Regions from separate parts of the Mus musculus genome. Here region 1 is linked to region 2. The links are chromatin loops, found by intact Hi-C in ENCODE. Cell type or tissue: heart. All regions are shown on one strand. Each heading gives the region's core, and the rest is flanking DNA. Links, peaks and the distances in the headings are about the cores only. Region 1 holds the start of Tnpo3 (transportin 3). Region 2 holds the start of Atp6v1f (ATPase, H+ transporting, lysosomal V1 subunit F).

Evidence for each region. Hi-C counts contacts between places; a loop is a spot of excess contacts. Peaks named below come from ENCODE experiments on the same cell type or tissue, not always from the same donor. Only the 100,000 strongest peaks of a DNase experiment are listed, where the experiment ranks them.
Region 1: a loop joins it to region 2, with 2.7 times the contacts of the local background. A loop is called at or near these places in 1 of 42 quality-filtered maps.

Annotation. Positions count from the first base shown.
Region 1 is chr6:29,601,429-29,616,930 of GRCm38, forward strand. It overlaps Tnpo3 (transportin 3), which reads right to left and starts at 8,421. Exons shown (of 23, transcript NM_177296.5): 1 at 7,938-8,421. The coding sequence starts at 8,057. In heart, for the core only: no CTCF peak of the experiment used is centred there; a DNase peak (open chromatin) is centred at 8,483; H3K4me3 peaks cover 2,245 bases; H3K27ac peaks cover 1,321 bases.
Region 2 is chr6:29,465,256-29,480,757 of GRCm38, forward strand. It overlaps Atp6v1f (ATPase, H+ transporting, lysosomal V1 subunit F), which reads left to right and starts at 2,528. Exons shown (of 2, transcript NM_025381.2): 1 at 2,528-2,719; 2 at 4,812-5,254. The coding sequence starts at 2,562. The coding sequence ends at 5,013. Atp6v1fnb (Atp6v1f neighbor) reads left to right here and starts at 6,182. Exons shown (of 2, transcript NM_001145360.1): 1 at 6,182-6,695; 2 at 8,043-8,174. The coding sequence starts at 6,272. The coding sequence ends at 8,152. It also overlaps a transcript of Kcp not described here. In heart, for the core only: no CTCF peak of the experiment used is centred there; DNase peaks (open chromatin) are centred at 8,796 and 9,126; H3K4me3 peaks cover 1,393 bases; H3K27ac peaks cover 1,537 bases; H3K27me3 peaks cover 603 bases.

The DNA.
Region 1 (15,502 bases), core at 4,956-12,955, 140 kb after region 2:
AACTATATTCATTCCTATATTCATTAAGGTAACTGACCCTCAGAACTATATAGAAAGCTTTATTTTTTAAAAAGACATCCTTCCAAAATCAAGTTATGGTTTAAAGATCATTTAACTAGAGGACAAAAATAAATCAATAAAAGATAGACTAGCCGGGCGTGTTGGCACATGCCTTTAATCCCAGCACATGGGAGTCAGAGGCAGGTGGATTTCTGAGTTCGAGGACAGCCTGGTCTACAGAGTGAGTTCCAGGACAGCCAGGGTTATACAGAGAAACCTTGTCTCGAAAACCCAAAAAAAAAAAAAAAAAAAAAAGATAAACTAAATTAGAAAATAAGTAAAATACAACTGCTAGAGACAAACTGGAAGTCTTAGCTAGGTGAAGACTTGCCAGGGCAGCTGCTCTGGGGTCATCCATACTCTAGAAGGAAATCCAGGCAGAAGACGCCTAGGTAACTTGGAGAGTCACATACTTAGAAGGTGATGAAACTGGGACATCAATCTGCATTATCTGTCTTTGATCTGGTACCTGCTAAGTATGATGAGAAGAATCCTGGAAGACACACATTAGGCCACCAAAGGAAAATGAACCAACCTGTGATCGAAAGGAAAAAGATTCTGAAATCTTTTGTGTGTGAATGTGCAGCTGAGAAGCACAGCTGCTACACCATGTAGGCAGAAAGGCTTGCTTCTTAAGAGTTTGTCTCCTAAATAAATGTTTTAAAATTCCAAAAGGGAAAAGAAATAGAAAAGAAATCAGAAACTGATAGCCATGGCCCATAACCTTTCTGACATGCTACTTTAAGAAAATTTCCATGGACATGTGACAAATTATATACCAAAATATCAACTGAGTCCACTAAAGCATGACTTTATTTCATCTTTTTTTTTTTTTTTTTTATACTTTTCATCATTCAGTTTCCAGATAGGACTACAGAACCAACCTTTCTCTGGCATTTTTAAGTTAGGGTCTCATGTCAGCTGGCCTCAAACTCAGTGTGTAGCAGTCTTCCCATCTCCACCTCCCAAGTGGTTAGCATTACAGGCATGCACCACCACCCCTGGTTTATGCAGAACTGGGAATCAAATCCATGGCTTTATGCATGCTAGACAAGCAACCTACCAACTGGGCCACAGCCCCAGATCTAAACTATAATTTAAGATAACTTCTAGCCCACATATCGTCTCTATGAAAGAAACAACAACTTAAAACAAGGAAACAGCAGAATTATTAGCCCTAGAAAGAGGCAATCTTTGATCCCCATAGCTTTCTAAATTGTCTAATTTTGTATACACACTGAAAGTGGCCCAAGGAAACTAAATATTCAGAACATGCAAGCTGCTGTTACATAAGGATTTCTTTCAGATCTAATTCAAAATAACCTAGTTTCTTTTAAAACATTTTAGAGTTATCAGTGATATCCCCTTACCACAGAGAAGGCAACCATGGCTGCAGAGTTCCAAGAATTTTGGTGAAAAAGTCTGTAGAGAAATAAAGGTTCATCAGAAAACACCTGTTTTGGGCTAGAGAGATGGCTCAATGGTTAAGAGCACTGACTGTTCTTCCAGAGGTCCTGAGTTCAATTCCCAGCAACCACATGGTAGCTCACAACATTCTGTAATGGGATTGAATGCCCTCTTCTGATGTGTCTGAAGACAGTGACAGTGTACTCATATAAATAAAATAAATATTTTTTTAAAAATTAAAGAAAGAAAACATCTGTCTTAGCTGGACTTTCGAGAATGCACCTGTAACCCCAGTACTTGTCGGACAGAGGCAGGAAGATCAGGAGTTGCAGAGGTTTCAAAGACATCCTGAGCTACAGGTGACACTGTCTAAAAAGGAAGGCAATCCAGCACTCAGGAGACAGAGGCAGATGGATTTCTGAGTTCCAGGCCATCCTGGTCTACAGAGTGAGTTCCAGGACAGCCAGGGCTACACAGAGAAACCCTGTCTCGGGAAAAAAAACAAACAAAACAAAAAAACAAAAAACAAACAAACAAAACAACAACAACAACGAAAAAAGGGAAGGCAAAACAAAGAAAAAGGAAACAGCACCAAAACTTTAGAAACCAGAGAGATACATAATCTTCTTGTTGTTGTTGCTGCTGCTGCTGCTGCTGCTGTTGTTTGGTTTTTGAAGACAGGGTTTTATATAGCCCTGGCTGTCCTGGAACTCTCTCTGTAGACCAGGCTGGCTTCAAACTCCCAAGTACTTTGATTAAAGACAAGCGCCACCCACCATCACTCAGAACACAATCTTATGGGACAAACCTAAAAAGGCTAAAATCTGCCTGGGGACAGGATGGACTTAGCTGGGGAAACTGAATCCATAGCTCAGAATTCTATAAGCATCAGGTACAACTAAAGGCAGGTACCAACTCTGTATAAGCAGCAGTTAGAGCCCTAGATTTTCTCCTTGACTCAGTGCAAATGATGTATTATCTTCCCATCCTAAAGGAGGTTTTACTCTGTGGTTTACTCTTGCAAGACTCAATAGGGTCTCTGGATACCCAGGAAAAGACTCAAGTAAGGATAGGAATATCATCTAAAAACACAAAATTAAATGAAAACCTACACACCTGAGTTCCATCACCTGTCCTCACTCCCCCACGCAGCAGCTAAACACAGGCTGCCTAGTTTATAATCTCCAGGCACAAAACTAGGAGACTGCTCAAAGTAAAAGTGACCCAGAAAAGAATGAGCAAAGGAAGACAGTAAGGGACAACATGGGCGGTAGCCCATCCTGAAGCTAAAAGAGAGGAAAATCAAGTTCAAGGCTAGCCTAAGCCACAGTAAGATCTAGACCAACCTGAACTATATAGCAAAATCCTGTTCCAACTACCACCACCACCCCCTTTCACCATTTCCAAGGGAAAAAGTTAAGACAAGAGTTAAACATTGGGGGCTGGAAAGATGGCTCAGAGATTAAGAGCACCGACTGCTCTTCTAAAGGTGCTAAGTTCAAATCCTGGCAACCACATGGTGGCTCACAACCATCCTAACAAGATCTGACTCCCTCTTCTGGAGTGTCTGAAGACAGCTACAGTGTACTTACATATAATAAATAAATCTTTTTTAAAAATTTTAAAAAAGAATATTAAAAAAAGAGTTAAACATTGTAGCACACTATAATTCTAATAGGAGGCAGAGACAGGAGGACCCCCAATTCAGACAGCCTGGGTTACATAATGAAACTCTAGCCCATCTCCCTCACCCCACCCCAAAAAAGCTGGAGAGAACTTAACCTTAAAAGAATAAGGTTTTGAGTTTGAACCCTAGAACCCACATTTAAAAAGCCAGGTACCAGCATGGGGGAGGCAGGGACCATCTGGCTAACCAGACTAGCTTTCTCTCAAAGGAGTTGGACATTAGTTCCTGAAATGACACTCAAGGTTGTCCTCTGACCTCCAGACAAATGGAAAGACAATAAAAGGTTTAAGGTAACCTCAATTATCCACCAAATGAAAGAATAATTCATGAAAATATTATAAAATCCAGTTATCAGTAGACCCAACACAAGAAAGAGGTGAAGGAAATTCCCTAGGACAGTGTTTAAAGAGGGATTCCCAGGACAGTTAATTAGGAAACAGAACCAAGACAGATGAAAGATTCTACATATTAAAGTTATCAGAAAGGAAATAAATAAATAAACCCACACCTGGGCAGCTCAATGGTGGCCTCCACCTTTTATCCTGGCACTGGGGAGGCACAAGCAGAGGCAGTCGGATTTCTGAATTTGAGGCCAGCCTTGTCTACAAAATGAGTTCCAGGATAGCCAGGGCTACACAGAGAAACCCTGTCTCAAAAACCCCATACCTGTGTTAAAGACTCTATAAGGCTCAATGGCTGATTAAAACTTCTGATGATATTAAGTTAGAATGATGCAGATACAGAGCCAAATTATCTTGCACTATTTTTAACCCCCTCAATAGCCATTCATTGTCCTTCAAACTTCAAGGTACATTCTTAGCAAACCACTAACTTCTACCAGTCCAAAGGCTAAAAATGTTATCAGTACCTAAAACCTACTCAGAGCCAATTGTGGTGACACATGCCTTTAATCCTAGCATTTAGGAGGCAGAGGAAGGCAGATTTCCATTGAGTTCCAGGCCAGCCAAGGCTGCATACATAGGAAGACTGTCTCAAAACAAAACACTTCTAGAAAACAAAAGACCTACAGCAGTATCCCTGTTTCTTTCCTATAACCTGCTCATCCAAAGGCCCACCAATAAAACCCATAAATTCTGAGATTTGACTTTCCTTTTTATTTTTTAATTTCTCTTTCTCCCCCCCCCAATCCCCGTGTGTGTGTGTGTGTGTGTGTGTGTGTGTGTGTGAGTATGTACACAGAAGGGAGCACCAGATGCCCTGGAATTTGAGTACAGGCAGTTGTGAGTTGCCAGAGAGGTGCTAGGAGGCAAACACTGACTCTCTTAGCAGTAAGGACTCTTAAGCACTGAGCTGTATCTCCAGCCCCACTCCCCTGTTCCATAACTAATACAATCTCATGTCACCAATTCCATCGCACAACAAAATAAAGGCACTCTGAATTCATGTTTGTAGACTATGATCATTCATATTTGACTCAAGTCAGTGGGGTGAGGGCTATTTTGGGAGTTGATAAATCTTAGGGCTACAAGCTTATTTCAGGCAACAAATTTCCTGTTTTCTATAACAGGAAAATAGGTTATCAATATGAACATATATTGGACATTTTATACTGTGGACATTTGGGAACAAATGGCATATATATATAGAAAACAAAACAAAAAAAATTTTAAAGATACTAGCAAGCACAAAAGACTTTTAAATTTTAAAGTAAAACTTAAGTTTTGATAAGAATTAAAATTATATAGGACTGCAAAATAATAAAAATTCAAACACAGGGTTACTTGAAATTCTTGAGCCAGAAAACAGTAATTAATGGATTGTGCTCAGAGAAGGATATCTGAATAGTGATTTTGGTAATGACAAGATCCAGGGTACAACTACATGACCTGAAGAAAATAAAGAAATGAAAAGGCCAAAGTGATAACGTGATTGTTCATTTAAATGCTCAAGTTAGGCACTTGAGAAAGACAGACTGTAGCCACTTGCTGCCCAGCCTGACCACTTTAGTTAGGTATCTAGAACCCACATGAGAGAACTGACTTCCACAAGTTGTCTTCTGACATACACAAGTGTGTCCACACACATAACACATAATAAAGAAATGGACACCCTGAAGCTGACCAAATGATGATGTACAAGCACGTTGGGTGTTCTTCACCCCTTTTCTACATCTTTTCTGCTCCAGCAGACTTTCTCCCCTTTCCCGTCCCCCACACCTTGATTCAGGGTTTCTCCACATAGTTCTGGCTGTCCTAGAATTCATTACATAGACCACACTAGCCTGAAACTCAGAGATCCACCTGCCTCTGCTTCCTAATGTCCCCTGGATACTAGTTGGCTTGATCTATAAGGAATCCCAGAAGAACAGAGTCAGCAAATAAATTCTTCCAGCTCCCTCACTGCAAAGGACCTCAAGTTTTGTCACCAGAAACATGTCATTCTCCCTCAAAGAAGCTAAGTAACTGCTCCTCTCTCTCTATTCCTTCCAGAAGAAAATAACAGTTTGGCTAGAGGTTATAATTCTATTTCTTCTGACAACAGTGTACCCGCAGCTGTATAGTGTGTTTATAACAAACCCGCCTGGGGCATGGAAAGGAAAGGAGACCTGTAGGCCTGCCTCTCAGCTCTGGACATGTTACATTATCAGCATGAGTATACTATGTGGTCAGCACAGGCTTGTTTGCTTGTTTCCAATTACCAACATCTAGTTACTTAGAGGCTATATTGTGAGTTAAAGGCCAGCCTAGAGAACTTAAAAAGTTTTTTTTATCAAAATAAAAATAAAAAGGATGGGAATAGAGCTTAGAGATTAACAATTTGCACAACATGTGTGAGGCCTTAGGTTCAATCCCTAGTATCTCTCATTAAAAAAAACAAAAACAAACAAACAACAACCAAAAAAAAAAAAAGAAAAAAAGAAAATTCTCCCAACTAATTATTCTGTCAAGTTGGTCATCTCTTCCTGTTGAGATTCTACAATGAATAGACACACAGAATAATTGGAACTAAAGGAGAGGAAGGTGAGTAACTCAATCCTAACATACTTTAAGCTCTATGCTGAAGAATGTCTCTCAGCTCTGGACATGTTACATTATCAGCATGAGTATACTATGCGGTCACCACAGATTCATTTGCTTGTTTCCAATTACCAACATCTAGAACTTGTTTGTCCATGATAGGTTCTCCAGTACTGATTTAAAACACAATCAGTAGATACAGCAAAGAAGAGCTCACCTAGTAGGTTACTTATATGTTAGAAAACTGTATGAGGGGCTGGTGAGATGGCTCAGCGGTTAAGAACACCGACTGCTCTTCCAAAGGTCCTGAGTTCAAATCCCAGCAACCACATGGTGGCTCACAACCATCCATAACAAAAATCTGATGCCCTCTTCTGGTGTGCCTGAAGACAGCTACAGCATATACACATATAATAAATAAATAAATCCTTTAAAAAAAATAGAAAACTGTATGAAGAACTGTAGAGAACTGTAACTCCCTCGTCTGCAGAACTAAAAGCTACAGGAGGCCTACACGGGGAGCCTACACTGAACCTTTTTTTTCCTCCTCCATTTAGCCCTAATTGTCCTGGAACTCTGTAGACCAGGCTGTTCTGGAACTCAGAGATTAGCCTGCCTCTGCTGAGATTTAATCTCAGCTGAGATTAAAGTCGAGTGCTTCCACACCCAGCAAAATTTTATTTGTCTTCCCACAATATAAACAAGAACTTGAGTGTCACATTTACATGCAACCATCAGAGTTAAAGTGGCAAATATTTTTTTTTAATTATGTACTTGCAACCTAGGGGCTTATTTAAGAAGATACAGCACCATTAAACATCAGTTATGAGTTAAACAGAAAAGGGAGAGCAAGCATTTCATGTTTGTGAGTATAAAATGAAATAATGAATAAAGGGTGAAGAGAGAGAGAGAGAGCTAGAGATGTAGGCAGGACTGGATCCCCAGCACCAAACACAAGGAAAAGAAAAAGAAAGTAGGTACTTAGTCTGTTAAGAGGCTCCTTAGTTTTCAAAGAATTTCACAGTTCATAGACTAAAACCTAAACACTGTCAGCAAAATCACAAGCTATTAAAATTCATAAAAAATAAAAACATAGCAAAGGTGAGTGTGAAAAATCATGGAAGAAAATACAAAGTGTGAGTCAAAAAATGAAAAAACATGAGCCCAAAAATTTAACATGTGGAAATACGATAGATACAACACACACTCCACCACATGCTCACAAAAATATGGACTAATTAATATAGCTATGATAGCCATCTTACAAATAAAAACGTACAGGCAGAAGAAATACAGTAGGAATCTGATATAAAACAAAAGAACTACAAAGATTTCCTGAAACCATAACTAATTTTTCTTTATATTACGTTGCACTCCAATGAGAGGAGAAAATTTGTACGAACACGAATCTAGAAGCCTGAGAAATTTCGAGAATAACACGAATGAAAATCGGCAAGGGACACTGAGGGGTGAGTAAGGCTGCCAAAGGGAAGGTATTGCCAGATGCAACTCTTGAATACGGAAGGTGTACCAAAAGCACTTAAAGGAGAGCCAGACCACAAGCGAGACGTACAGAACTACAAAACGGATTCCACAGACGAGGGAAAGGGCCCGTTCGTGACCAATCAGTTGCCACTGGTTTCCGAAAGGCAGCACATCTGTGGCTGCTCAGCCCCACCCCGCGGCACCAGCTCCTTCGGAAAGAGGATCTCCCACTGCCAAGCGCTCCACTCAAGCGGAGAACCATCCCATCCCACTCGGCCCTGGTCCCGCGCGGCTCAGAACGGACTCTCCCCGAACCTCACCGAACGCTGCAGCTCCCCAAGCCAAAACGAGGCGCGCTCCTTTCCGCTGGGATCCGGGTCGTGGTAAAGCGCTTGCACCGCCTGGTACACGAGCTGCAAGGTTGGCTTGGCTCCCTCCATGCTGGCGGGAGCGGCGGCGATGACAGCAAAGAGCCCGATACTCCTCCCTAGGCTTCCGCTTGCTCTGCCTTCAAGCGTCCTCACTGTCTCGGCCACAGCCGCTCCCTGACTGGCGCCATCTCCTCCTTTCTGGCCGTTACCAGGGAAGGGGGGTTCCTCGTGGAAGTTGCCCCCTCGGAAACAGCGGAGAGGTCGCTTTCAGGTTCCTGCCTCCTTTTTGTCTTGTCTTCCCGCCAGAATCGCAGACTCTCGAGTCCGGACACGGGTTCTGGCTTCTGCACCTCCCGCCTTGCTCGCAGAGGCCTACCTCCGCATGACACGAACCACGCAGCGAGCCGAAGCAGGGCTTCCCCGGGCCGGAAGTGGCCGTCCGTAGACTTTGGCACACTTCCGCCTGGTGCACCACAAACTGCCTCCTTCCCGGCACGCCTCCTCTTGTTTCCCCCGCCTCCTCCCGGAAGTGACCCTGCCGGACTAGGAGAACCAAGGGGAAGTAGGCACAAGGTAGTCAGTCTCCTAGGTGCGTAAGTCTTTATTTGAGCTTCAAGTCTGGCTACTCTTAACGTTCCTGACCAAATCTTATCTCGTCAGCAAGGAATCCAAAGTCTTTCCTCCCGGTTCCTACTTCTTCACCCGTCTCCAAGGAGTGTTTAAGAAACATCAGTTCAGCCGGGCGTGGTGGCGCACGCCTTTAATCCCAGCACTCGGGAGGCAGAGGCAGGCGGATTTTTGAGTTCGAGGCCAGCCTGGTCTACAGAGTTCCAGAACAGCCAGGGCTACACAGAGAAACCCTGTCTCAAAAAAAAAAAAAAAAAGAAAGAAAGAGAGAGAGAGAGAGAGAAAGAAAGAAAGGAAGAGAGCCTGTAATCTCAGCTCTTGGAAGTTAGCCACAACACCATCAGGAGGAATTCAAGACCAGCCTCTAATACGTGGAACTCTGTCTCTTTAAAAAAAAAAACCAAAAAAAAAAAAAAAAAAAACAGCCAAGCGGTGATGGCAGACAGGTTTAATCCCAGCACTCTGGAGTCAGAGGCAGGCCTAACTCTTGAGTTTGGACCAGCCTAGTCTACAGAGCAAGTTCCTGGACAGCCAGGAATACACAAAGAGACCTTGTCTCAGAAAATAATTAACAAATAAATAAATAAATGACAAACAAAATCAACTGTCTAGCAATCCTCAGTTAACATGCCAGTTTCCCAATATTGCTGCTTCACTAAAAATAACTGTTAGTATCTAATGAAGGCTGACCATGTGTAATGTAATGTAATGTAGTGAAAGATTAACAACCTTCCAAAATAAGTCCTTTTTTAATGAAATAGTTTTGGTTTGCTTATTTGTTTGTTTGTTTGTTTGTTTGTTTCGAGACAGGGTTTCTCTGTGTAGAGGGCCCTGGCTGTTCTGGAACTCACTCTGTAGACCAGGCTGGCCTCGAACTCAGAAATCCGACTGCCTCTGCCTCCCGAGTGCTGGGATTAAAGGCGTGCGCCACCACGCCCAGCTCTAATGAAATAGTTTTAAAGACTTATTTTTATGTGTATGAGTGTTTTGCCTACATATTTATGCATGTGCAACTTGGTCCTGGAGGAGTTACCGTGTGAGCTGCTATATAGATCCTGAGAATTGAGTGTGGGTTCTCTACAAGATCAGTGAGTGTGTCAACTCTCCAGCTCCTAAACCTCATTTTAAAAGATGAGAATTTAAAGCTGTTCATGCTGGACCATATTTATAATCCCAGCACTTGGGAGGCAGAGACAGGAGGGTTGCTGCATATTTGAGGCCAGCCTGGGGTTCTTTGTGTGGTTCTGGTTGTCCAGAAACTCTGCCTTCTGGGTTCTGGGATTAAAGGCATGTACCTCCACTGCCCAACTAGTCACAAGAATTCTTTTTTTTTTTTTTTTTTTTGTGGTTTTTCGAGACAAGGTTTCTCTGTGTAGCCCTGGCTGTCCTGGGACACACTCTGTAGACCAAGGTGGCCTTGAACTCAGAAATCTGCCTACCTCTGCCTCCCAAGTGCTGGGATTAAAGGTGTGCACAATCACTGCCTGGCAACCACAAGAATTCTTAAATGAAAGCTGGAATTTGAGCTGGGAGCCCTGGAGGTTGTGGGGTGAAGGGTGAAACATGCATTTAATCCCAGTACTTAGGAAACAGAGGCAGGCAGAGCTTATATGCAGAATGAAGTCAGCCTGGTCTACAGAGTGACTTCCAGGACAGTCAAGGCTTTACAGAGAAACCCTGTCTCAAAAGCAAGCAAGCAAACAAACAAAAAACAAAGACAAGCAAAAAAGTTAATACTATAAAACTCTTGGATGAAAACAGGTATACAGTTATGACTTTGGATCAGGCAATGACTTCTTAGCTATGCTACTAAAACCAGTCAAAAAAGAAAAAGGTCACTGGAATTCATCAAAACTAAAAACTTTAAGGAGTCAGAGAGATGGCACTACAGTTAAGAGCATGTATTGCTCTCACAGAGGACCTAAGCTTGCTTCCCAGAACTCATGTGATAATGTACAAGCATCAGTAACTTGTAAAAGTAACTTTGTTTTTTGAGACAAGGTTTCTCTGTGTAGCCCTGGCTGTCCTGGAACTCACTCTGTAGACCAGGCTGGCCTCGAACTCAGAAATCCGCCTGCCTCTGCCTCCCAAGTGCTGGGATTAAAGGCGTGTGCCACATGCCTGGCAAAAGTAACTTTTATTAGCCATATGTAATTGTCAGCTTGGAGGCTTACTACTAAATAAACTCACTCTTTCTAGTCCTTTCTGAACTCTGGCTGGCTGGTTCAACTCCACTGTTCTGGCTCAAAATTGTTTTTCAAAATGACTGATTCAAACTGGCTTCTCTCAGCTTCTCACCGAATTGTTCTGCTTGGACTCAAACTAACTCTGGCAATATTCAGGTTCCTTATTTATTCTCTAGCTCACTCTTCACCTAGCTTGTTTTCTCTGCAACATGTCTCTGTAAAACTGTCCCATTAACCCCCCCCCAATACTGTTGTTGCTCTCTTAAGTAACCTCTTTTCCTCTCCAGTTCTTGTGAGAGTTGGTGTATTCTACCTTTGACTCATTCTGTCAAATCTTTCTCTGATTTGTCACTTTGTCTGCCCCTCGAATAGATGTCATTTCAAACATGGCTGCTTCCTTCTATAAACTAACCTTACTTTCACTGTTTGGAGTTAAAAGTGTGTGCTAATGGTATGTCTGTGTCCCAAACAGAGGGACTAAAGGTGTGTGGCCTATCTGCATTCCAGCAAGATCACAAAGACCTAGAAGGTCTTTGGATGTGATCCCTTGCCAGAACAGCCATGTTGCTGGGCTAAAATTCCTCTATAGTAACTCCAATTCCAGGACCCACTTCTGACCTCCTCAGGCATCAGGCATGAACATAGTGCACACACATACATGAAGGCAAAACCACTAATACACAGAGAGTAAAAATAAATAAGAGTTATTAAAACTTGGGCTAGGGACGTCACTCACTTGGTAAAGAGCTCTGGAGCCTGTACAAAGCCCTGGCTTTGATCCCCTCACTACATCAAGTGTGGTGGCACACACTTATAATTCCAGCACTCCACAGTAAGATGCAAGAAGATCAGAAGTGCAAGACCATTTTTAGATACTTAGTAAGTTTGAAACCAATCTGTGACTTATGAGACCCTGTTTCCAAAAAATTAGGTGAAACACTCTAGATTGAAGGGAGTAGGATGGCCATCTAAAAATATTTTAAACTAAGACCAGACTGATGGATGAATAGGAAACTAATGTAAAAAGTATTTCAGTCAAAGGCAACAAATGTTCAAGTCTGTAGGAAAAAGAGAAAGGTGTATTTTATAAAGTCTATAGGCTGAAAAATTCTACACCAACTGGAAGAAAGACTTGATACTTACCAAACACATCCTACATATCTTTGTGTCCTCAAGAGATTGCTTAAGGTGGTAAGTGAACAGAAATTGCTTTAAGTGTCTTTAAGCTCCTTAGAGATTTCTCTTAAAGCATCCTAGCTTGCAACACTAAATGTCTTGGGCAAGGACAAAAATAATAAACTATTGCAGCAATCCTGGTGAGGAGCCATAGTGGCCTAATGTAGGAATTAGGGATGGAGATGGTGAAGTGTAAAATAAATTTAAGAGAATAAATTGGATGTGGTGGTGATTGTGGCTACAGAATGCAGAGAGGAGAAAGAGACCTCCGCTCTCTGAAACACAGACACAGAAATTTACTTTTATAGTAGCAGGAGAAAGAGAATGTCAACTATATACTCCAGGAACTGTCCCAGGGATTGTCATAAAGCTTAGATCTGTTCCAGGTTTGACAGTCATGACTTTCAGTGAACCTCAAGTCCAGTAGCAAGCTAAACTGTGGCTCTACAGAGTGCTCCTGTCCTGAATTGTGCCATTAACATAGACGGACACTTTTGTGTCTTTACACAATGTCAGATTGTTTCGAATGTCAATAGACTTTGAGAAAAAATCTGTTTCATCACTGACTACTCCTAATTTCACTTAGAGTTGTGGCTATAGCAATTGTAAAATTTTCTTTTAGTTCCAGTCCAATCTTAATTACTAATACAAATTTTGAATCATACATCATGCTTCATACATTCATAAATAGGTTACAGAGAGCTTAGAGGAGTGAAGAGATTACAGAAGTTTCTCTTAAAAATCATATTCAGCGGGGAGAGGGCATGGGATGGGGGACTCCATAAGGGAGACCTGGAAAGGGGGAAACATTTGAAATGTAAAATATCCAATAAAAAACAATATTCAGCAGGGCTGGAGAGATTGCTCAGCGGTCAAGAGTACTGGCTGCTCTACCAGAGGTCCTGAGTTCAATTCCCAGCAACCACATGGTGGCTCACAACCATCTGTAATGGGATCCAGTGCCCTCTTCTGGTGTTTCTAAAGACAGTGACAGTGCACTTACTGTGCTGGCTGGTTTTGTGTCAACTTGACACAAGGTGGAGTTATCACAGAGAAAGGAGCTTCAGTTGGGGAAATGCCTCCATGAGATCCAGCTGTGGAGAATTTTCTCAATTAGTGATCAAGAGGGGAGGGGCCCATTGTGGGTGGTGCCATCCCTGAACTGGTAGTCTTGGATTCTATAAGAAAGCAAGCTGAGCAAGCCAGGGGAAGCAAGCCAATGAGTAACATCACTCCTGCTTCCTAACCTGCTTGAGTTCTGAAAGAAAGATGAAATTTCAAGACCTGTAAGTCATATAAAGTACTCAGAAATTGCTGGTTGTTTGTGAGCCTAGAGGCTGCCTGGGGCTGAGAAAAGAGAAAAACAAACCTGGGTATGCCCCGTAGTTAAAACATTCCTGGGAACATCTTGACCATAAGATAAAGGGGAATGTGAGGACATAACAGGGCTATCTGAACTGAGTCAACAACTCACAGAACTCTGACACCCTGCACGTACATGTAATTTTTCTGTTAATGTTTGAATAAGCCAATAGTGTGTCGCTATGCTGAATTCCACACCCCTAAGCCCCTTACCCCATAAAGACCCCTAACTTTCAAGCCTCGTGGCCGGCATCTGTTATCTCCTGTGTGGGATACATGTCGGTCCAGAGCTCCGTAATTAAACGTCCTCATGTAATTACAGCAAGATGGGTCCTCGTGTTTCTTTGGGTGCTCTCACACTCCCGAGACTAGAGTGGGGGTCCCCAAAAGGGGGTCTTACAGTTCCAGTCCTGACTTCCTTGGTGATGAACAGCAGTGTGGAAGTGTAAGCTGAATAAACCCTTTCCTCCCCAACTTGCTTCTTGGTCATGTTGTCTGTGCAGGAATAGAAACCCTGACTAAGATACTTACATACACTTAAATAATACATACACATAAATAAATCTTTTTTAAAAATCATGTTAAGCTGGATGATGGTGGCGCATGCTTTTTATTCTAGCACTCGGAAGGCAGAGGCGGATGGATTTCTATGAGTCCAAGGCCAGCCTACAAAGAGAGTCCAGTATAGCCAGAGCTACACAGAAAAAAAAAAAACATATCTTGGAAAAAATTATATAACCCAGCCTTGCTGGATGTGGTAGCTCACCTTTTAATCTCAGTACTCTTCAGTCAGAGGCAGGGGGGATCCCTATGAATTTGATATCATCCTTGTCTAAACAGTGAGTTCCAGGACAGCCAGGGCTATGTGGAGCAGCCAGGTCTCGAAAATCAAAACAAAACAAAACAGCCAGGCTGACTGCAACAAAGAAACAGAAATAAAACTTGAAGACAAAGGCCAGGGATCCAAATCAGTGGTAAAGTGCCTGCCTACGATGCATGAAGAATCCCCAGGACTACATAAGCCAGGCCTGGTAGTGAATGCCTGTAGCCCTGCCCATGGAGAGGTAGAGGCAGGAGCATCAGAAGTCCAAGATTATCTTCAGTTATGTAGCATGTTCAAGATTAGCCTGGGCTACGTAAAACCCAGTATGAAAAAAAAAATTGAACAACAATAAATTCACAAGCTACCTCTGTTTCGTCGTTGGTAACAATTTGCAAAGTAGTCCCAATGTCCCTCAACAGCTCAACATTTGAAAGCATTGGTTCTTTTATTCCAGTCTTAATTACTGATGTTAACTCTCAGGTTGCTCATTACATCACACTGTAATTACACACACACTCCATTCAAGTTACAGAATGACTATAGAAAAATTAAAAAAGGCCTCAACAGAGTTTAAGCAATTCAAAGATGCCTGATTATAGTCGGAAGTAGAGTGTTAATACAAGTGTAAATAACAGAGGACAGGAGGTGTCGACAGATGGGAGCACTTTCATAATCTTCATATTTATAGTCTATATTATACTTAAAAGAGTTCATTTTATAAGTACCTCATACTTTAAAAATGGAGTCAGCACACACAATTATAAATTGCTCACCAGTTACATATTGCTAATGGTTTGCCTTAATGCCTTTAATCTACATGTAACCTAGATGGCACCTGGTTGGACGGAGAGGTGGGGTTTGCAAGACTCAGAAAGCTTGGAAGCATTTGACAGTCCCCCTATGCAGAGAGATGATAATGAGGAGAAAGAGCAGTGGTCATTGGGGGTGAAGCTCCCACACCATGAAGCTCAGATTCGAGGCTGACCATCTGGCTACAGGGACAAGACTAAACCTTGGAACTGTGGAATGGCCAGCTGTTTGATCAGACTCCCTACAATGGATGCTAACTGGAAATGGAAAGGGGAAAGCAAGTCTTTGAGGATGCTGACCGCCTATTTCTCAAACTCCAATCTTCTGTTACAGCAGTAAATCCTCTTAATTGCTAAACTATCTTTCCAGCTCCCACCTTGGTTTTCTGAAACAATTTCTTTCAAGGGGTCCTGAGACTTTGACTATTAGGATAAACTGGCTATCCAGAAAGCCCCAACCATCCTATCCTGTTTCTGCCTCCCCAGAACTGATTTATAAGCACACACCACAATATACTACTTTTACCTGGG
Region 2 (15,502 bases), core at 4,270-12,269:
GTTTTGGTTTTTTTTCAAGACAGGATTTCTCTGTGTAGCCCTGGCTATCCTGGAACTAGCTTGATAGAGCAGGCTAGCCTTGAACTCACAGAGATGCCCTTGCCTTTGCCTTCCGAGTGCTGGGATTAAAGATGGGCAGAATTGTTACTCTTATTCCAACAGGTACCCCGGCTAGAAGACAGGTCTCTTTGCTTGCTGCTCAAACACATCCAATCTCAAAACTCTGGCTCTAAGAATCTCTCACCTCCATGTAGTCCACTTTCCCTACCATCAGCCCTGCACTCCAGCCGGCACTTCTGTTTGATTCCCTCCTTTGGCAGTGACTCTGCACACACGTGGTTCTAGAATAGCTCTAACGTATGAGCCTGGTGATGAGGACCCTTTAGACCTCAGGAAAACATCTAGATTCTTTAATTTTGATTGTTTGCTTGGTTGTTGGTGGTGGTTGTGGTGGTTGTGGTGGTGGTGTGCGTGTGTATGTGTTTGGAGAAAAGGTCTCTCTATGTATCCCTGGCTATGCTGGAACTAACTCTGTAGACCAGGTAGCTTTAAACTCAGAGATCCACCTGCCTCTGCCTCCTGAGTGCCACTGCAGCCTGTTTTGTTTTGTAAATTTTTTTTTTTTGGTGATAGATTTAAAAAATCAATTGTTTGCATTTAATTAGTTATTTGCTGTGCCTCTGCGTGTGTTTGTAAAACAAATGTAGAGAGATCAGAGGACAACTTACAGAACTTGCTTCTCTCTCCTTCCACAGTGTAGGTTCTAGAGAGTTCACTCAGGTCATGAGCTGTGTAGTAAGTGCCATAACTCACTGGGCCATCAGGACAATCTTAACATATAGTTGTGGTGGTCTGAATATGTTTTGCCCACGGGAAGTGGCATTATTAGAAGGTGTGGCCTTACTGGAGGAGGTGTGGTCTTATTAGAGGACGGGTGTCACTGTGGAGGTGGGGCTTTGAAGTCTCATATATATGCTCATGTCTGGCCCATGTGATCAAGACTCTTGTTCTGGCTGCCTTTGGACTGAGATGTAGAACTCTCAGCTCCTCCAGGACCACGTCTGCTTGCAAGCTGCCATGCTTCCTGCCATGATAATGGACTGAACCTCTGAATCTGTAAGCCAGCCTCAATTAAATGTAACCTTTCTAAGAGTTGCCCTGGTCACAGTGCCTCTTCACATGTGCTGGTGCCCCTCTCATTCCTAAGACAATATCCCAAGCTGGCCTTGAGCTTGTGCCAATCTTCTTGCTTCAAACCTCCTAAGTGCTAGGATTGTTTCTATGCAATTATCTAAATTTAGGAACTAACATGAGGCCTTGCTTGGTTTCTACAGCACTACATAGTGTCATCATTCATTTGCCTATTTCTTTGGTAATTTAATATATATTCAGTAATTGTTAGCCATGTCATAGTTAGCATGCATGTGTACATCATACCGATTCAGACCTTGACCTTCCAGCTAGGAAATACCTGTTCTTGGACAGTTATGGTAGCCTATGTCTGTAATCCCAGACTGAGGCAAGAGTTGAAACAAACAAATGGACAGGAAATAGTGGTGCATTTCTGTAGTCCCAGCATTCAGGAGGATGATGCAGTAGGACCACTGGCTGCAAGTTCAAGGCCAACCTAGTCTACATTCTGAGTTCCAGGCCAGAAAAGGCTACATATAGCAGGTTTCAAAAAACAAACTACCAAATAAAACCAAAAAAAGGGGGTAGGTAGTTTGGCCTAATCCTAATATTTGGATAAATCTTTTTATAAGATTTATTTATTTCATATATGTGGGTACACTGACACTGTCTTCAGATGGTTGTGAGCCACCATGTGGTTGCTGGGAATTGACCTCAGGACCTCTAGTAGAGCAGTCAGTGCTCTTAACCACCTAGCCATCTTCCAGCCCTGAGACCTATCTTTAAAAAAAAAAAAGCACTGGGTTGACCAGATGAACCTCAAGGTGACTCTCATAGGGTGTATTATGACCTCACAAACTTGTGGCCTGCTCCACTGCCACACTACACCTGCCTCCGAAATCACAAATGTAACAACAAAAAGATGTTTTTTTTTTTTAAGTCAAACAAATCAAGCACACACTGTTCTGTTTTGTGTAATGGCGCAGGCCTATAATACCAGCATTCGGAAAGTAGAAGCAATAGGATCTATCCTCTTCTACACTGCAAGTTCAAGTCCGGCCTGAGATAGGTAACCATCTGTCTCAAAAAAGCCAAAACCAAACTAACGTACACTGAAAAGAAAGAAAAAAAAAGTATGTCCCCTAAAGTCTCGGTCTCTAATAACACTAGGTTCAAAAGGCATTTCTTCCAAGAGAGAAGAAATTAAGGACAGAATGCCAGAGAGAGGCCTGTGACGCTCAGCCTTCTGGGAGACGTAGTTCTGTGGTTTGTGTTTCTGGCCTCTATGGCGCAAGAGTACGCAGATTAAGCGGAGTTCCTGCTAAATGCGCATGCCCGGGAGGCGGGGAACTGCGCATGACTGAAGGGCGGGGTCTCTGCGGGGGCGGGGCATCACAGGTGTTTGGGAAGCGCTCTGCCCGGCGGACAGGATGGCGGGCAGAGGTAAGCTAATCGCGGTGATTGGAGACGAGGACACGGTGACTGGTTTCCTGTTGGGCGGCATAGGGGAGCTAAACAAGAACCGCCACCCTAATTTCCTGGTAGTGGAGAAGGATACCACCATCAATGAGATCGAAGACACTTTCAGGTACGGTAGCCTGTTAGGCCTAAATGGGTCCTTCCGCTTGCTACAAGCACGGGGAGAATTGGTGGCCTGATAACCTGGGTGTCACGTGGTGATGGGGACCGGGATGGTCCCGGAAGTCGTCTGTCCACCCTGAGCAGGGGCCTCCGCCATCTAAGTTCCCTTTTGGGGCTCAGTGGGGTCCGGCCTACCGCAGGTCCACGAACTTTCCCCATCACATGATTGTGTGTCAGTTTAGGAGGGGAGTGGAGCTTATGGTCTGCACCAGCTGTAATTGGACGCCTGGAGCCTCTTGCCAGTGCTGACCGGCTTGTTCAGCCCTCTTCCGGGGTCTCTGTAGCGTATTCTCTGAACCTTAGTCTTTTCGACTAAGAAAACTAACCACCTCCAGCGTAGGTCCGGACAGTGGGCGCGTGTGTGTGTGTGTGTGTGTGTGTGTGTGTGTGTGTATACGCTTCATTTATCTTAGAGGCTTACAATTGTCCTGTAAGGTACTGGTTATTCCCAGTTACTAGTGAGAAAAATAAAGGACAATTGGTTAGGGCACAGGCACATTAGCCATAGGAGGCAGAACCCAGGTCAACTCTTTCTTTTTAATTACGGCGTTTGTGTGTGTCCGTGGGTAGGTGTGCACACATGGAGGTCAGAAGACAACTTGTGGAGTCAGTTTTCTTTCCATGGGCTTTGAGGATTGAACTCAAGTAACAGGGCTTGGATAACAAGCAGCTTTACCTGTGTCTTCTAAGTTACTACCCACTCTGTTTATTCAGCTCCCTGCAGTCTGCCATGGGGCTTCCATTTGTCTTGCGCACAATAAGCAAAACATCTGGGAAGTATGGCCTTCCCCAAAGACTTTGTACTTCAGATCTTCACATCATACCCTGGGTCGTAGTTTTTAAAACTGGGTGCAGGCATTCCTTTTAAGCCAGAAAGTGCACTGTTGACTAGAATTGAGGGTGCCAACTCTCTATTTTTTTTCCTCATTCCTTTTCTAGAATTACTATGCCAAATCTCAGGAATAAACTGCCCTCACCTGTTTCCCCTAAATAGCCCAGTCCAGGGATGCTGGCTGAGACTAGTTCCCACAGCCTGGAGCGTGGCAGGCTCTGACCTGGGAGACTGATCTCTTAGCAAACCAGTAAAGTGACCTCCATTGCCACTGGAGGACAGATCTTACTTCCAAGGATTTACCATGTTTCCAACAGGAAGGGGTCCTAAAATCACCAAGCCAAATCTACTCCATGCTCGACACAAAGTAGGTGCCCAGTGAATGACTTTTAATGAGTAAATACTTAGCTGAATGGGTGTGCATGTCTGTGTGTGGAGGTGATCACATGCGAGGAAGGCCAGAATGACAGTATCTGTCTGGAAATGGTGATTCCTTCATTGCTGAGTTTCCTCTTTCCATCTTGCCTTTGGCTTACAGCAGATGTCCTCCTGGCCCACCCCCTGCCCTAATCAGTATAGATGTGAGGCATCCAGTGGTCTCATTTACCCTATCTCAAAAATTTACTAAAAAGCAAAAGGTATACAGTAAGGAATCACCCTGCCACCCCCACCCTTTCAACCTCTATCAATAAGAAAATTTTGTTTTGTTTTACAAGACAGGGTTTGTGTAGCCCTCCCTGACTGTCCTGGAATTAGCTCTGCAGACCAAGCTGGCCTTGAACTCCACTACCATTTAGTCTTTTTCTTTCTTCTCTTCTCTTCTCTTCTCTTCTCTTCTCTTCTCTTCTCTTCTCTTCCTCCTCCTCCTCTTCTTCCTCTTCCTCCTCCTCCTCCATTTTTTTTTTTGTGGTGGTGGGTGGTGGTTTGTTTTGTTAATAAGGCTCTTGTGTTTCTAGACTTTCATGCAGACACAGAGGGGCTCCTATTTCTCTCTCCTCTGCCTCTCCTCCACAGGGGCAGCTTAAAGAACACACTGACTTGCACCCTGGTCTTCATTACCAGTTCCCTCCACGAGCTGATGTGTGGACTCCAACCCTGAGCTGTGTGGTTCTGAGCTCCTATGTGTAGTTGCTTCATCCAAGAAAAGAGAAGGCTGAAGGCCTTATACCTCCGGCCACTGTCAATTCCTCTTCTTCTCCCCCAACAGGCAATTTCTAAACAGGGATGACATTGGCATCATTCTCATCAACCAGTACATCGCAGAGATGGTTCGGCACGCCCTGGATGCCCACCAGAGGTCCATTCCAGCTGTCCTGGAGATCCCGTCCAAGGAGCATCCCTACGATGCAGCCAAAGACTCCATCCTGCGCAGGGCCAAGGGCATGTTCACCGCTGAAGACCTGCGCTAGGGCTGCTCAGCCCTCAGCCCTCCTCATCACCAGGCCTCTCCTGGTTTGCCATGCTCTATTTAAGTGTCAAGCCTTGGTTTCCAGCCCCTCCCTTCCTCTTCACTGAGTGGCTCGTAAGCTGTTGGGGTTCGGTTGTTCAGGTCTAGGCTGGGTAGAGAAAGAAAGCCCAACTGTTTCTCCACTGCCTCCTCCCTGTGCTGTTAATAGTATCGTTGTTGATATTAAAGGAATTATTCTCTCCAAATGGGTACTGGTATGGATACGTGAAGGTTGCAGCATTGGGGGACATTAGACTTGCAAATATGGAAAAGCAAGGTGAAGAATAATTGGTGGGGGGAATAATTCAAGGACTGGTCACCTGGATCAGAGACTGCCTTCAGCGATGGAGGACAAAGTTTGAGCCCAGTCTTTCTACCTTTGCTGCTTCACCTAGGGTCTTCACGGTGCTGGGAGGGGCCTGCCCAAGGGACAGAAGCAATTGCCTAGGATTGTCATTGTCATTCTAGATGAGTGTTCTCAATCTGTGGCTCTCCAAAACCACAGGGGTCCCCAAGACCATCAGAGATCACTGATATTTAAATTAATGAGTAGGAAGATTACAGTCATAAAGTAACAACAATAATGTTATGGTTGGGGGTCACTACACCATGAGGAAGTGCATTAAAGAGTCACAGCATTAGGAAGGTTGAAAACCCCTGCTCTACATAGAGCCTGGGGCCTACAGGTCTGGGAATCAGATGTTGAGTGAGCCTTTCTAGGCTGCCCCAGAAAAGGTAACCTGGGACTCTACCAAGGGCAATGGCAGGCAGAATCCTGGCTTTCTTAGTTAGGGTTCCATTGCTATGAGGAGACACCATGACCAAGACAAGTCTTACAAGGATAACATTTAATTAGGTCTGGCTGGTTCATAGATTCAGTCCATTATCATCAAGGCGGGAGCATGGCAGCATCCAGGCAGCCATGGCACAGGAGAAACAGTTCTACCTCTTCACCCAAAGGAAGCCGGGAGCAGACTGTTTCCTCCGTGGCTAGGAGGAAAGTCATAAAACCTACCCATATAGTGTCACACCACCTACCCCACAAGGCCACACCTCCTAATAGTGCCACTCCCTGGGCCAAGAATATTCAAAGCAGCACACTGGCCCTGTGTGAGGCAAGGCTTGGTTGCTAAGTGACCATCCCAGGGCAGCCACCCACTGTCCACTTGCTATGCCCACTCAGCAATAGCTACCCTGATACTGCTCATTCCTTTGCCACCATGTCGAGGCAGCTCAACATGGACACCCTGCGGCAAAACTTCTGGAAGGAGGAATATCTCAAAGAGATGATGTTGCGCTACGAATGGCAGCGCAAATATGGGACTCTGGTGAAGGCCAAGCAGAAGGCTAAGGCTGCATCCCGTCTGCCCCGAAAACTGCCCACCCTGTTGCCTCAGGCCTCAGTCGCACCACCACCACCAGCCTCCAAAACAACCCCGTCTAAAGCCCCCAGCCCTGCCCCAGAGCCTCTTTTTCTGTCAGATATGTACCCCGTTGCGCCTAACACCAAAGCCCTGCTGTATGAAGGCATCTCCCACGACTTGCAGGGGCGCTACCAGTATCTCAACACCCGAAAACTGGATCTGCCAGAGACGCGTTACCTGTTCCCCATCACCACCAACTTCACATATGGCTGGCAGCTGGGTGAGCCCCGACCTCCCATAAATGAGTCCCCTCACAAACACCGAGCGCCTGCCATGTGCTGGAGAGAACATTCAGGGGAAAGGCCAGATTGTGGGCAAGGAGATAGATGTAATAGAAGCTCTGTGAAATGAAGGAACGGTGGGGGGTGGGGAAGCGTGTGCTTCAGCCGGATCATTAGCACAGGCCTATCGCAGGCGTTTAAGGCTGAGGGCTAAACGACATGGGGAAGGGTTCTGTCCTAATTTGAGGGGAAGCTAGTGAGGATTTAAACAAGTGAGTGATGCTGGATTTGAGACACTGAGGCTCCTGGGCAGGTGAATTAGGCATCTGTGTTATCTTGGCAAGACGTGATTAGGATTAGAACTGAAATCAAGGATGTTTTAGACACCACTCCATGGGGCTTCTTGCCGGTTTAAATAAGACAGGGAGGGCAAGCAAGGGTGACCCACAGATTCTGTTGTAGTTGCTCGTGAGATTAGAAGAGGACAGGGCAGGTGGTATTTGAAGACAGGTCCGTGGTGGCCATAGTAGGTTCAGGATGCCACCGAGGCAGCTGTGTGTGGAAGCATGGCCTTCCTGAGTTAGGTCAGAGCTAAGAATGGAATTTTACCTGAAGGGAGTAGGGAGGTGGGCCAGCATGTAGAGGTGGCATCGGCAGGAAGGCGAGCACCTGTTTTTGTTTTTTTTTTTTTTTTCCTGAGAGACTGAAGGTAGGTCATCGGCCAGGACAGAAAGCAGGAGAGCCCTGGTGGCTTTCCAAAAGTGTAGGGAAAATACCAAGGCTGTATGTGCCATTGGGTTGATGAGGGCTCTGGAGTATCCATTCACTCACTAGCCTACGGGTCAGGAGGTCCTAGGGAGTGTGTCCCACTGCCTGAGCATGTGCAGAAAAGATGGGTGGGGGGAGCAACACAGGGACCTCGTTTTCCTCTGAGATGAAAGTAAGGGTCCGGCCTTCCCTACAGAAGAAAGAGGAAGCCCCAGAAGTGAGGTGGAGGTAGAAGGAAAGTCCCATGTCTCCACAGTTTGTCCCTGTGACAAACGTAGCTGAAAGGCACTCTCTGACCTGTTGGCCCTGGGGAGAGAGTGCAGTGGTCCATCATCTAGATGCCCAAAAAAGACCCCAGTGGAGCATCTTAGAACCCGATGATCATGGCAGACAGCTGAGTCCAGTTATCCAGCACCCAAACGGATTTTCCTGTAGTCCACACTTCTCAGAAGTCCTTTTTATTTGTTTATGCAGGGCAGGTACAACATGGGTAGAGTCTCAGGGCTATGTGGGAAACTCCTGTGCTCTGAGACCTCCTTCTCACAAACCCATTTCTAGTATCTGACATCTTTTCCCAGGCCCTCCAACAAAGCAAGAATTGGTCTCCTGCAAGATGTGCCGAATTGAGTCATTCTTCCGTAAGAATGGTGCCTTTGCACTCCTGGACCCTCGAGATCTGGCCCTCTGAGCTTGGGCCTGGCAGTCACTTAGGAACCAGAAGAAGAAATAAGAGGATTTCTGGTGGAGCCTCATTGCTCTGTTCGTGCGTGTGCGTTCGAGAATGCGTTCGAGACTCTCTCTCTCTGTGTGTGTGTGTGTGTGTGTGTGTGTGTGTGTGTGTGTGTGTGTGTTCTCCCTGGCCTTAATGGTTCCCTCTGGGCCTTTCTAAAACTATCTCACACCTAGTAGCGTCACCCCTTTAGCCTTTTCCTTAATCATCAGCTCCAAATCTCCAGGGGACCCAGCAAGGGAAGGGGCAGGTTGGGTAGGGTCAAAGCTATTCTCCAAGAGTAGGCTCCTCAGTGCCAGGGGACAGTAGCTCCTGGAAGTTCTGGGTGTTCCTGGGAAGACGGTGGGTTGTCAATCAAATGTCAGGGCAAAGGGGGCACCTACCATTCCCTGCCTGCCTCTTACCTGGCCCCGAGTGCCCGCAGCTGCAAAGTCCTGCCTCGATGCACTTGTTCCAGCAGTTCCCGCAAGATGCGTTGCCGTCCTGCTCTGTCCTCCTAGGTGGCAAGAGCTCTGAGTGGGTAGGTGTGGCCAAGAGGGGACCGCCCTGCACCCGCCCCTCTCGCTGAGTCCCTCAGAAGCAGCCTCATCCCTTCGGGGACACAGCCGCGGTGGCCACGCCCCCTCTCCCCAGGCTCTTGCCTGTGGTGCCTTCTGAGCCACGCTGGGAAGGAGCCCCAGCGGATAAACCCGGCGATGGTGGTTCGCAAGGATGCGGAGTCGTTCCAGGACCTGGGGAGGTGGCAGTCAGCGGGCTCTGCCTAGGCAACCCTCCCAATCCCACCACTACCACTACCGGCAGGCCGGGCCTTGGGACTCACCCGGAGCCGCTGCTGCTCTCGGTCCCTCCGCCGCCGCTGCCTGGCTGCTCCGTTCAGCTCTAGCAGTCGCTGCAGAACCTCCTGCCCTGCGCTGGCCAGTGCATCCTCCCTGTTCCGGGGCTCAGGCCACGCGTCCTTGGAGGGTTTGGGGTCCCTAGGGACTCTCTGCTCCCTGAGAGCACTGGGGAGCCTTGGCTGGCGCTCCTGCGCCTCAGAGACAAGTATCCCTCCTTCTGGGCCTTGGAGCTGTGGTGGGGTGGGAGGAGCCCACGTCCCTTCCTGGGTGGCTGCTGCCTGTGTCACCTGGGTGCTCCCACCCTGGGGTCCTGCTATCCCCTTTTCCACATGCTGAGGGATGGGTTTTTCTGGGGACTTGCAGAAGTCACTGGGATGACCCTGAGGCTTGTCCTCTTCCTGGCGCCATACTGTGGCTCCTCTCTGAACTTCCTCCCAGACTTCTGACTTACTGCCTTCCTGCAATGGAGGGATTTTAAATTCCTGGCCCTGTTGAGCCTGCTTCCTTTCACTTTGACTCTGAGGAACTCCTTTGTCTTGTCCCTGAATTGACTCTCCTTTATAACCCTGAGGTGACTGGCCACGCTGACCCTGTGGTGTCTCCTCTGGGTGACCTTGAGGAGTCAGCAGTGTCTGAGGTGCTGCTCTCTCCTGACTCAGGCCGGAGCCCAGCCCCTTGGAGAGGTCTTGGAGAGCTGACAAGCCCTGGGAAGCCAGGTCAGAGGGCTCTGGGCCTTCCTGGCCCAGCTTTCCCTCCTGTGTACTTCTGAGAGTCTGTCCAAAGGAACTCTGAATGTTTGGTTCTGCTTGGCTCCTTTCTTCCATCTTGCCTGGGTCCTAGGAAGGAAAAGCATTTTGAGCCCAAAAAGTTTGTGCGGTAGCCCCGCGACTGCTCTTCCCCAAGTGGGTTCCATATCATATCACTACCACCTCTACCCACCCACTTTTGCTGATCTCTGAGTGTACTTAACCATTTTATGCTGTTTAAAAGGTCTCAGCACTGGCCCCTCTTACCTCCAAAAGCCCCACCATACCCAGGAGCTTTCTCCCAGGTAGACTCCACCCCTTCTGCCCCCAGAGGGCCCTTGTCCATGACCCTCTGACCCTTTCACCTTAAGTTCTGAGTTTCCTGGCTCCTTGAAGCTACTGCTGTTGGTCGAATGTAAGCAACCTGAGGGTGAAAAGCCAGACAATGACCGATGTCTACTGGCATCTGGCCTCTTACACCCAGATTAGGATAAAGATGCTTGAAGCTGAGCAGTGGTGGCCCATGCCTTTAATCCCAGCCCTCAGGAGGCAGAGGCAGGAGGGTCTCTGTGAGTTTACAGCCAGCTTGGTCTACAGAGTGAGTTCCAGGATAGCCAGGACTACACAGAGAAACCCTGTCTCAAAAAGCCCCCCCCCAAAAAAAAACAAAAAATACAAATGAGGATGCCCAAGTAGTGCTTATATTTCCAGTTGTCACAATTCCTGAACCTTCCTTCCCACTGTCTTACCACGCGCTGCATACCCGGGCTGTATGCAGTGCCACGAGTCACCTGTGTCTACAACGGCCAACCCCAACTTTTTAGCCTGAAGAGACCTCTCTAAGGAACCTGCACTTTTCCTCCCCCAAGAACACCACAAGAAGGGCCATTTGCTGGGACCCTATGGCGTAATGACACCCCCCCACACACACACACACACACTTTATCTGTGTCTGGAGGTTCAGGATGGCAGAAGAGCCCCACTGTTCGGGCCCTACTTTCTCTGTCATGAAAGAAAATCCTACTTAGCTCTTTGTTTCTGACAGCAAACTCAAAAGAAGTTTGCGATGAAAATTTAAGCCAGAAGCTGGCTTAAAAACTGCCAAGTCTTCATAATTTACAAAAGAAATCTAAAAGAAAGATGCTCTGCTCGCTGCTCCCTGCAAGGTTGTGATCTCAAAGACTAGACTAAGTCCTCCAGTGTCTCTGTATAGCCCCTGCGCTTGGCATAAGGGTGACAGATCACCTAAGGTTGCTAGTCTCTTCCTTCATCCTTGGGCATCAACTGCTGCTTCTTCCTGCTGCTCCTGTCTGAGCTCCAAATTCAATTCAGAATCCCACTGGACACAGTGCCAATCTGGAAACTGGCAACAAAACCTACTTCTGTTGAGCATAGAGGTACACCTGTAATCCTAGCACTCATGAGGATGAAGCAGGAGGATTGTGAGTTCAAGGCCAGGCTGGAATCTACAGCAAGTTCCAGGTTAAAATGACCTATACAGCAAGACCCAGCCTCAAAAAATAAAACAAAAATATATAAATGCAGATATATTTTAAAACCTATTTGCCGTCCCCAACTGACTCTGACACCCAATGAAAGGCTGTGCGATGAAGAATGACCTGGGATGAAGGTATCCCTGCTTTCCAGTCTAGTCTGGCTTACCAGCTCCAGGAACTCCTGCTCCACCGGCTTCTTGCCCCTCTCCTGTTGATGAACCAGGTACAGCCTTGGCAGGCATAATGGGGCCCTCCAGCCTTGGGTCTCCATCACTCCTGGCTTCCTCCAGATCTGAAGCAGATGAAGAATCTGTAGCCAGCTTCCTGTAAGAGTTCAGCAGCTGCAGTAGGGAGGCAACCTAGACTAGCCCCACTAATCTCCCTAGCCCCTTCAGGCTGCCTCCCCTGCACCCAGTGGATCCTGGGAAATGGAGGCAGGAGGAGGGACACTAGGGGGACTGTGGAGTGAAGAATGTTCTCTGTCACTGTGAGGTAGCATTGAGTGTAGAGTCCCTGGGGAGCAAGACTCACCCCTTCAGGAGCTGGTGGCTCTCACTGTGGGCTTCCCCAGCCTGGGGTGGAGGACACAGCTTGGAACTCTGCAAGAATCAAGTGAGCCCAGACCCACAGGATAGCATTCCCCAGGTGTGGAAGGAAGCTCCGAGCCAGCCCCCAGGTGTCCTGCCTCCTGGCATTCGTGCCCTCTGTGATACCTCTTCCTCAAGGTTGATCAAACTCTTTCGTATTGTTCACTGCTAGCCTAATGATTGTTACTACTGAGGCTGCCTCAGCCTGAGAAGCCCCTAAGCTGACCTCAGTGACAGGACTAAGGTGCCATCCCAGTTCTCAGCTCCGCTTTGGAACCCAGTCACCTCTCCAAAGGATGGACCAGCTTGAGGAGAGCCCATGGCAAAAGCCGCTCTGAATCTCTGGCTCAGGGCTATGTTGGACACCAGTGCCTTTGACCTCTTAGATCGGCCAGGTGGCATCCTTCCCTCTGGGGAGCCACGTGGAAAGACTTGCATATGGCCCCAGTTGATTTCACCAGCTAGTTAACTGTTCAGTCTTTGGATTAGGAGAGCATGGTGTTTGTTGGGTATGGTAGAAACCCTTTTGTTCCAGTGAGTCCAGGAGTTCTCCCAAAGGCCTTTGAAGAAAGATCTAGAAGGATCTATCATTACCCACATTTATAGCTAGGCTATAAGAAGCTTAGAGACCACAGGAAACCATAAAGCAGATATTTGAACCTGTAAGTCCTAAAGGCCCTTGCACCTTCCACTCCCCCCACCCCCTACCCTTGGGACTCCCTCAGTGTCACACAGAACCTCTACTCAGCCACTCACCAGCTGCTCAAAGTCTTCATCTACACTCCTGCCCCAGGACTGGCTGCACTGGCTCTGTGCATACTGAGTCTGGCTCCTCTGGCTGCAGTACCCGGCCCAGGGGGGCCAGAAGAGGCCCAGCCCTACCCCAGTCAGCAGCTCCAAGTCCCAGAGAAGCTGCAGATGGGTGGGAAATGAGAATATGAGGAGATCCACTCAGTCTTCTGCATCTACTTCTCCCATGTGCCAGCCCCTACCTTCTCCTGTGCCCGCTGGCTCCCCTCCATCTCCAGCAGTGTCATAGGTAGCTCCAGCCCTGGGGGACAGTCACAGCCCTCATGAACCTGAAGAGGGGATCAAGAGTGGAGTCAGGCCCCTGTCTGCTCCCCTGGAAGCAGCACTTGGCTTTTCTTACCTGCTGTAAGGCATTTTGAAGCTGGCCTAGATCTGCAGAGCGCTGGAAGAGAAGTTGGTACAGGGTCAAGGCTTGCTTGGGGCTGCAGGGGAGTCTTGGATACCCAGGAGTGGTTGCCTGTGCCATGGGGAAGAGAACGGGTCAGATGTCCTCTCCTTCCTCAATATCTGCATCTGCTGCAGGGGCCTCAAGGGAGGTAGAGGACAAGGGACAGGGAACAAAAGCTCTGATCTCAATAATGCAGGGCCCTGACACCTGAGCAGGGCTGTGCAGGAGCCTCCTGAGATGCTGGGGTCACTCTGGGAGAGGTGTCAAGGAGTAAAGGTGGAATGCAGAGCCAGACACAAGAGACCTTGGCATGTGTTCCTATCTCTGACGCCAATGCATATTTATCTTACATAGGCATCGCCATGCTTTTATTTATGTTGCTGTGGTAAAATGGCCTAAGAAAAGCAACTGAGTAGGTTCCATGGAGATGACCCAGCCGCTACCTGCACTGCTGACTTTTCAGAGGACACAGGTCAGGTCCCCAGTGTGCACATGGAAGCTCACAACCATCTGTAAAACCAATCTCAAAGGATCCTACACCCACTTCTGATCTCTGTGGACACCCAGCACACTGACAGTGCCCTTACTTGTATGCAGGCAAACACACACACACACACACACACACACACACACACACATCTTTTTTTAAAAAAATGTAGGGTAAAAGTGTTTGGTTTAGCTCCCAATTCCAGGTTACAGCCAATCAGAGTGGGGTGGGGGGGGGTCATAGTGGCAGGAGCTTGAAACAATAGTCATGTCACCTCTGAAGCCAGGGGCAAAGAAAAGACATACACACACTTAGTACTCAGATTTCTCTACCTTCATACAGTCTGAGGGAGCAACGCCGTCCACACCAATTAAAGTAATCAAGATAGTACCCCACAGACATGGCACAGTACCCCTGATCATGGCAACCCCTCACTGAGATGCTCTTCCCACATGACTCCCAGAGGCGCCAAGTTGAGCATCAGAACTAACCATCACACGAGCACATCCATTTTATGAGAATTTCCCAGCTGTGTTAAATGGTCATCACAAAAGTATGCATTGTATGGGTCATGGTGTCCGCAGCATGACACGTGTCAGCCCCCACACGCCTCTGCATGGGATCCCTCATCACAGCTGCACATGGTAGGCACTATGGCCATCCTCATCGACATACCAGGAGACTGGCTCCCGAGAGCTTCTGATTCATGGCAATGTTTCTCTCGCTTGAAATGACATGGCAAACACTCTGAGAAGGCGTGGTCTAGGGACAGTCAGTGAGAGGTGGGTGTGAGCAGCTAGAGTGAGCAAGCAGTGGGAGTCCAGCAATGGTGCAGTCTCTGCCCACCTGCTAAACACTGTCCAGGGGCATCCACCTGTTCCCCTTCCATGCAGGATGCATGCTGCTGCTATACTCACGTACATACCCATGCATGCTGCTGCTATACTCACGTACATACCCATGCATGCTGCTGCTATACTCACGTACATACCTATGCATGCTGCTGCTATACTCATGTACATACCCATGCATGTATGCTTCTATACTCATGTACATTCCCATGCATGCTGCTGCTGTACTCATGTACATTCCCATGCATGCTGCTGCTGGACTCATGTACATTCCCATGCATGCTGCTGCTGGACTCATGTACATTCCCATGCATGCTGCTGCTGTACTCATGTACATTCCCATGCATGCTGCTGCTGGACTCATGTACATTCCCATGCATGCTGCTGCTGGACTCATCTATATGTGCATGTAAGGAAAAGAACCAAAACAGAGGTCTACTCTACAGATGAGATGTTGACTATTCCCCAATGACCCAGGCTTGGTCCCCAGGCTGACACTACTGGGAGATGCCATGGTCTTTTAAGGAACAAAGTATTCTAGTAATCCTTTGGTCTCTGGATGGTGGTGGCACATGCCTTTAATCCCAGCATTCTGGAAGCAGGTGGACCTCTGTGAGTTTGAGGCCAGTCTGGTCTGGATTGAGTTCCAGGACAATCAGGCCTACACAGAGAAAGCCTGTCTTGAAAACATAAAACCCCCAAAACAAAAAACAAGAAAGAAAGAAAGAAAGAAAGAAAGAAAGAGAGAGAGAGAGAGAGAGAGAGAGAGAGAGAGAGAGAGAGAGAAAGAGAGAGAGAGAAAGAAAGAGACAGAGAGACTACCCTTAGGTAGTCGATTGTGGGCCCCTGTCCTCTCCTGTCTCTGTTTCCTGGTTCGTGATGTCGGTATTTGCTCCAGTGAATAATCCCCACTGTTGCCATCCAGTGCCCTCACCAAGGCCCAAAGCAACATGAAAAGCCAATCGTGGATGGAAGCCTCCAGCACTGAGAGTCAAAATAAACCTTTTCATTTATAAATTAAAACGCTTTGGGCATTTTGTTATAGCAATGGAAAGCTAAGACATCCCAGACTCTTTACAGTCCATGTCCTCTTGTCCTAAGCATCCT